Linked DNA regions of Homo sapiens: region 2 is linked to region 1. A link is a loop called in an ENCODE intact Hi-C map of the cell type or tissue named here. Cell type or tissue: Caco-2. All regions are shown on one strand.

Region 1 (2,500 bases):
GGGTGTCTGTAATCACAGCTACTCAGGAGGCTGAGGCAGGAGAATTGCTTGAACTCAGGAGGCAGAGGTTGCAGTGAGCCGAGATCATGCCACTGCACTCCAGCCTGGGCAACACAGCAAGACTCTGTCTCAAGAAAAAAAAAAAGTAAAAGAATAAAAGGGTGGCTACTCCATAAGCAGAGCAGCCCCAAGTGCTGCTGGTTGGCTATTTTTACGGTTGTTTATTGGTCATATGAATTTTCCAGGAAAGAGGTGGGGGAATTCCCAGAAGTGAGGGTTCCTTCCTCTTTCAGACAATATAGAGTAATTTCCAGACATTGTCATGGTGTTTGTAAACTGTCATGGCACTAGTAGAGTGTTTTTTAGCATGTTAATATATTATAATTAATGTATAATGAGCAGTGAGGATGATTGGAGCTCATTTTCGTCACCATCTTGGTTTTGGTAGGTTTTGGCCAGCTTTTTTACATCTCATTTTATCAGATGGATCTTTGTGACCTGTACCTTGCAAAACAAGTCCTACCCAACTCCTGTCTCACTTTGAAGTCTAGGTTAGAAGAATCTCTAAAGACAGGAGGCCTCCCATATGTCAAAGAGGAAGGGAGGTTCCAAGTTCAGGGCCAGGAACAGAAATAGAGAAAGGAAGGACTATCAGGCAGGAGGAACCTTTCCCCTCTCCTTGGGAGGACACAAAATCACCAGGGAACAAAAAGAATGTCCTTTCTCTACCCTAAGTGATTCCTAACCACCATCCCCCAGCCCCCCAATCCCACCCCCAGCCCCCCACCCACCCCCACCCCCGCGCTGCTTTTCCTGATCTGGCAAAGAGAGAGTTCCCTTGCCCTTGCAGTAGACCCTTGGGCCAGGCCAGACCAGCTGACCACACACCAAGGAATCCCAGGACTGGGAAAGAGTGGGAGCATCCAGGTCAAGGGTCCTCTCCAGCCCCAGCCCCCACCGCAGCTGAAGGAATGCCGCAGGTGCAGTTTCCCAGCAGGATGGAGATGGTGCCTCTGTTCTTGACCGAAATTGTTTTCAGGACTGTACCTGCGTGAGATAGTGAGAGGGAGAGGGGCGAAGGGACGAAGGCGCGCCCGGAGAGGCGCGCGGGAATGCGGGAGCCGCGGGCGCAGAGGCCGCCGCTAGGGTGCAGCTGTGGGCTGACGTGGGAGCCAGGCCTGGGGTGGAGCCGCGCCGGAGCCGGGCCGGCAGCGCTGGCGAGGAGGTTCGGGTGTTGTGTTTCCACTGTAACTATAATTAGGCGGATTCAGTGTTTATTTAGGCTGAGAGCTGTAAGATAAATGACAGCTTCGAAGATGCTTTTCAGCACTTCGTAAATCACCCATCCGCCCGGGCAGTTTGCTGCTGCCACGTCTCGGTTCTCCCTCCGCGCGCTCCCTGTCCCCCCACTCACCTCGGAAGAGGGCACACCCGGGGACGACTCCGGAGCTGTCACCACAAAGGGCAGGAGGGCAAAGGGGAAATGGTGTCTGTGCTTCCCAGAGCCCTCAGCGCCCCGGAAGGGTACGGGGCAGCCTCCAGGAAAGCTGTCAGGAGACGCTTCCTCCCGAGGTGGTCCCGGCGGCCAAGTGGGGCTCGGTTGACGGGCAGGCTTGCCCTCCTCTGGGAGAATATGGTCTCTAATCGGCTCTAATTCAAGATCTCTTCCCTGTGCCCTGATGACACATCTGGAGATTTACAGGAGACGTTTGAGAAATATTTATAGTATGGGGACCGTTCTTTACCCTCCTGTGACTGTCTGCGCCTCTCTTGGGGGCTCAGGGTGGAAGGGCCCATGCCCTTTCCCATGGGAGAGTGCATTCTTGGAGAGGGTTGTGGACAGCAGGCCTGTCTCCCAGTGGGAGTTTGGAGCTCTCATGTCATTAGAAAGGGCAAAGACCTGGATGGCAACCCACCCTGCCTAGCCAGGCCTGGGCCTGATCAGTTCCCTTCGCAGGAAAAGGGAGCTCGGTGTGGGGAGGCCAGCGTTGGGCTCATCAGGCTTTGACTAGAAGCATCTAAACAGACCCAATGCAGAGGTGATTAACCCAACAGGGACCTGAATATGGTCCCTGGACCAGCGCCTTCCCTCACAGAAGTTTTGAATCAGAGTGGGTACTGCAGGGGCTCATGTCACACGTCAGGGCCAGCGCCATGGACCCTTCTCCCAGTATGGAAACTGGGAGAAGGAAATTAGTCTTGTGTAAAAGGAAACTGGATTTGGGGAAATTAGTCTTGTGAAAAATAACAAGTTAGCCTCTTTAGTAGAGATGGGGTTTCACCATGTTGGCCAGGCTGGTCTTGAACTCCTGACCTTGTGATCCACACGCCTCGGCCTCCCAAAGTGCTGGGATTACAGGTGTGAGCCACCCGCACCCGATTAGCTGGGCATGATGGCACGCGCCTGTAATCCCAGCTACCCGGGAGGCTGAGGCAGGCGAATCACTCGAACCCGGGAGGCGGAGGTTGCAGTGAGCCGAGATCACGCCATTGCACTCCA
Region 2 (2,500 bases), 62 kb after region 1:
AGAAAACTAAACATAGGAAAATAAAATAAAAGGAGTGCAGGTGAAGAAAAGTCCCTCCCTCACATAAATCCCCTTCTTCATGGCACAGATTTATACTCAAAAGGGAATCAGTGTAACCCTGAGTTCCGATTGGTTTCTGGAAATACACATGGGTCTGCAAAGCAGCAGGTCCTTCCAGGGAGAACCAGAGTTCAATTGACCAGGCTGACCCAATCCCTTTATTATTATTACCATTAGCCTCTGCTGATTTAACCAAAATTAGCTTCCAAGCAGCCCTGGCTGAAGGGGGAATTAATTAACAGGCATTAGTTGTGGTTGTTATTAATAGAGAAGAGAATGAAATAAAAACGTTGGAGGGGGTTGGCTGGCTAGGCCCTGGCTTTATTTAGTCTGATTGTTACAGCAATAATAATGATGACGATGATGATGATAGTAATAATAATAAAACAATAATTTAACTAGATGCCTGGGGCCGAAATTCCTGCCGCTCCCCTTGCAATAAACCCCAAACCATCGCGGGACGGAGGCCAGGCGAGTGTGGAAAGCGAAGGAGCCAGAGACGCGATAGGAAAGAATGGAGACTCCGCCGGTGGTGCAGACAGGGCTGGGAAGGTTTGTGCACCCGGGTAGTCCCTGGCTGCTGCTGCCAGGCTGCCTCAGCCGGTCGCTGCTGCCGCGGCGACTGGCGACAAGCTACCAGCCACCTACGATGGCCCAAGGAGGCGAAGAAGAGCAAGCGATCAGGACACCAAAACGGTTATCGGAGGCAGGTTCCCAGCACACCAGCCGGCCGAGGGCCGAGCCCCGCGGGCGGCAGCAAGTTTTGGGAGCTGGAGGTAACCGAATTAAAAGGCGCCTTAGAAACTCCGCTTCGGGACTTTGCTCAGCAGGGCTCCGGGTTGGAGGGCGCCGAGGCCTGGCGGACGGGACAGTGGGAAGAGAGAAAGGTGCTAAGGGGACCCAAGATCTGGGATCCAGAACAAGAGGGGGTGGGGAACAACTCTACCAAGCCAAACAGATCTATTTCCCTTGCCTCCATGTTGGAAAAATTCAGGTTCCATATGGCTCCTCGGGAGGGAGGGAGGGAGACGGTGGCTGCCGGCTTCCCCCCAGGGTCTCGCTGGAGAAGGGAGATGAGCCCCCCGCAAGAACCCCACCTTGCCAAGCACACCCCAGGGAGAGCCAGGAGAGTAACAATAGCTGGGGAAGCCCCGAGAGAGGGGATAGGCCATCTTCCAGGACTTAAAAAAATTAATGGGAGAAAGAAAAATAACAAGAAAGGAAGACAGAGAAAGGTTGAGACTTTCTTAGCAGCCGCGGAGAAAATTCAGCCCTGGATCTGGCTGCTGAAAGAAAAGAGAGAGAGGAGAAAAGAGGAGAGAAGCAGGAAGAGAGAGGGGAGAGAGAGAGGGAGAGAGAGAGAGAGAGAGAGAGAGAGAGGGAGGGAGGGAGGGAGGGAGGGAGGGAGAGAGAGAGTCGCTGCGTGGAAGGAAGCTTAAAGCTTGTGAACTCTTCTTGAACCGAGATTGGAGTCATATGGGCCATAAATCATTGAGACATACTCTCCGCCATTCACAAACTGATAGCCTATTTCAGTCCAGCTTACCTTAGCCACCGACGAGGGGAGAACAGGCAGACATAATATATATTCACATCGAGCCCCAGAGCGAGCGGCAGGCGACAAATCTCCCCTCCTTGAAGGCAAAGGAAAAAAAGACCACTGTTTAAAGCTGCGTCGCCCCCCGCCCCCCCGCCCCCGCCCCGCAAAGCCACCCCGGCTGGGGAGCCCGAGGGGCAGACCGGCCAGAGGAGCCGCGCGGCGTCCGCTTCAATTCACTCGGCTTAGGAGCAGGGGTGCGCAGGAGGGAGGGGGTGGGGGAGCGGGAAAAAAAATAGAAGACCGAAAGGTGCCGGGCGGCTCAGCTCGCCAGAATCCAGCTCCGGGCTCCAGCAGGGCTAAGCCGCCACAGTGTGGTTGCCCTATAAGACTGGTACGCCCTACTCTCCGTAACAATGGCCTCTGCTTTTGCACAGGGAAAAAAAACCACACAGACACACACACACACTCACTCACACACAAGCTCACACCCCCCCACCTCTCCCCCTTTAGCAAGCTTAGATGCCTGATAAGGAGGGAAGGTGATGGTGGTGATGGGGAAGGGGGGAAATTTTAAAATACCCGCCTCCCCAAAAAAAGAGTAAGAAGAAAAGAAGGAGGGTTTTTTTTTTTTCCTTAAAGAACAGGTAAAAATTTAAATCTAGATTGGAGGGACAGGGAGGAAGAGGTGAGCAAAGGCAAGGAAGGGCGGTGAAGTTCACAGCTCCCCCCATACCCCACTAGTGAACTATTATGCTAATATGAGAAGTAGTATTTGGAGGCTGAGTCAAAGGCAGGCCTGGCCCGGGGGTGAGGGTGCCGGGTGCCCCTCTGCACTCATTCGCAATTGGAACACCAGGACTTTTTTAGAAAGTAGTTCTGGGTCTCCAACCCTCACACTCT

Evidence for each region. A loop is a pair of places that touch in the nucleus more often than their neighbours do. Peaks named below come from ENCODE experiments on the same cell type or tissue, not always from the same donor. Only the 100,000 strongest peaks of a DNase experiment are listed, where the experiment ranks them.
Region 2: it touches region 1 in a loop (4-fold over the local background); 22 of 110 quality-filtered maps call a loop at or near these places.

The regions. Positions count from the first base shown.
Region 1 is chr17:48,491,538-48,494,037 of GRCh38, forward strand. No RefSeq gene overlaps it. Among named protein-coding and RNA genes, the nearest start is that of HOXB1, 38 kb to the right of the region's middle. In Caco-2, a CTCF peak has its summit at 1,140; a DNase peak (open chromatin) is centred at 1,014; H3K4me3 peaks cover 371 bases.
Region 2 is chr17:48,553,925-48,556,424 of GRCh38, forward strand. It overlaps HOXB3 (homeobox B3), which reads right to left. Exons shown (of 5, transcript NM_001384749.1): 3 at 1,607-1,694. HOXB-AS2 (HOXB cluster antisense RNA 2) reads left to right here and starts at 2,233. Exons shown (of 2, transcript NR_046610.1): 1 at 2,233-2,500. In Caco-2, no CTCF peak of the experiment used is centred here; DNase peaks (open chromatin) are centred at 1,548 and 1,904; H3K4me3 peaks cover 657 bases.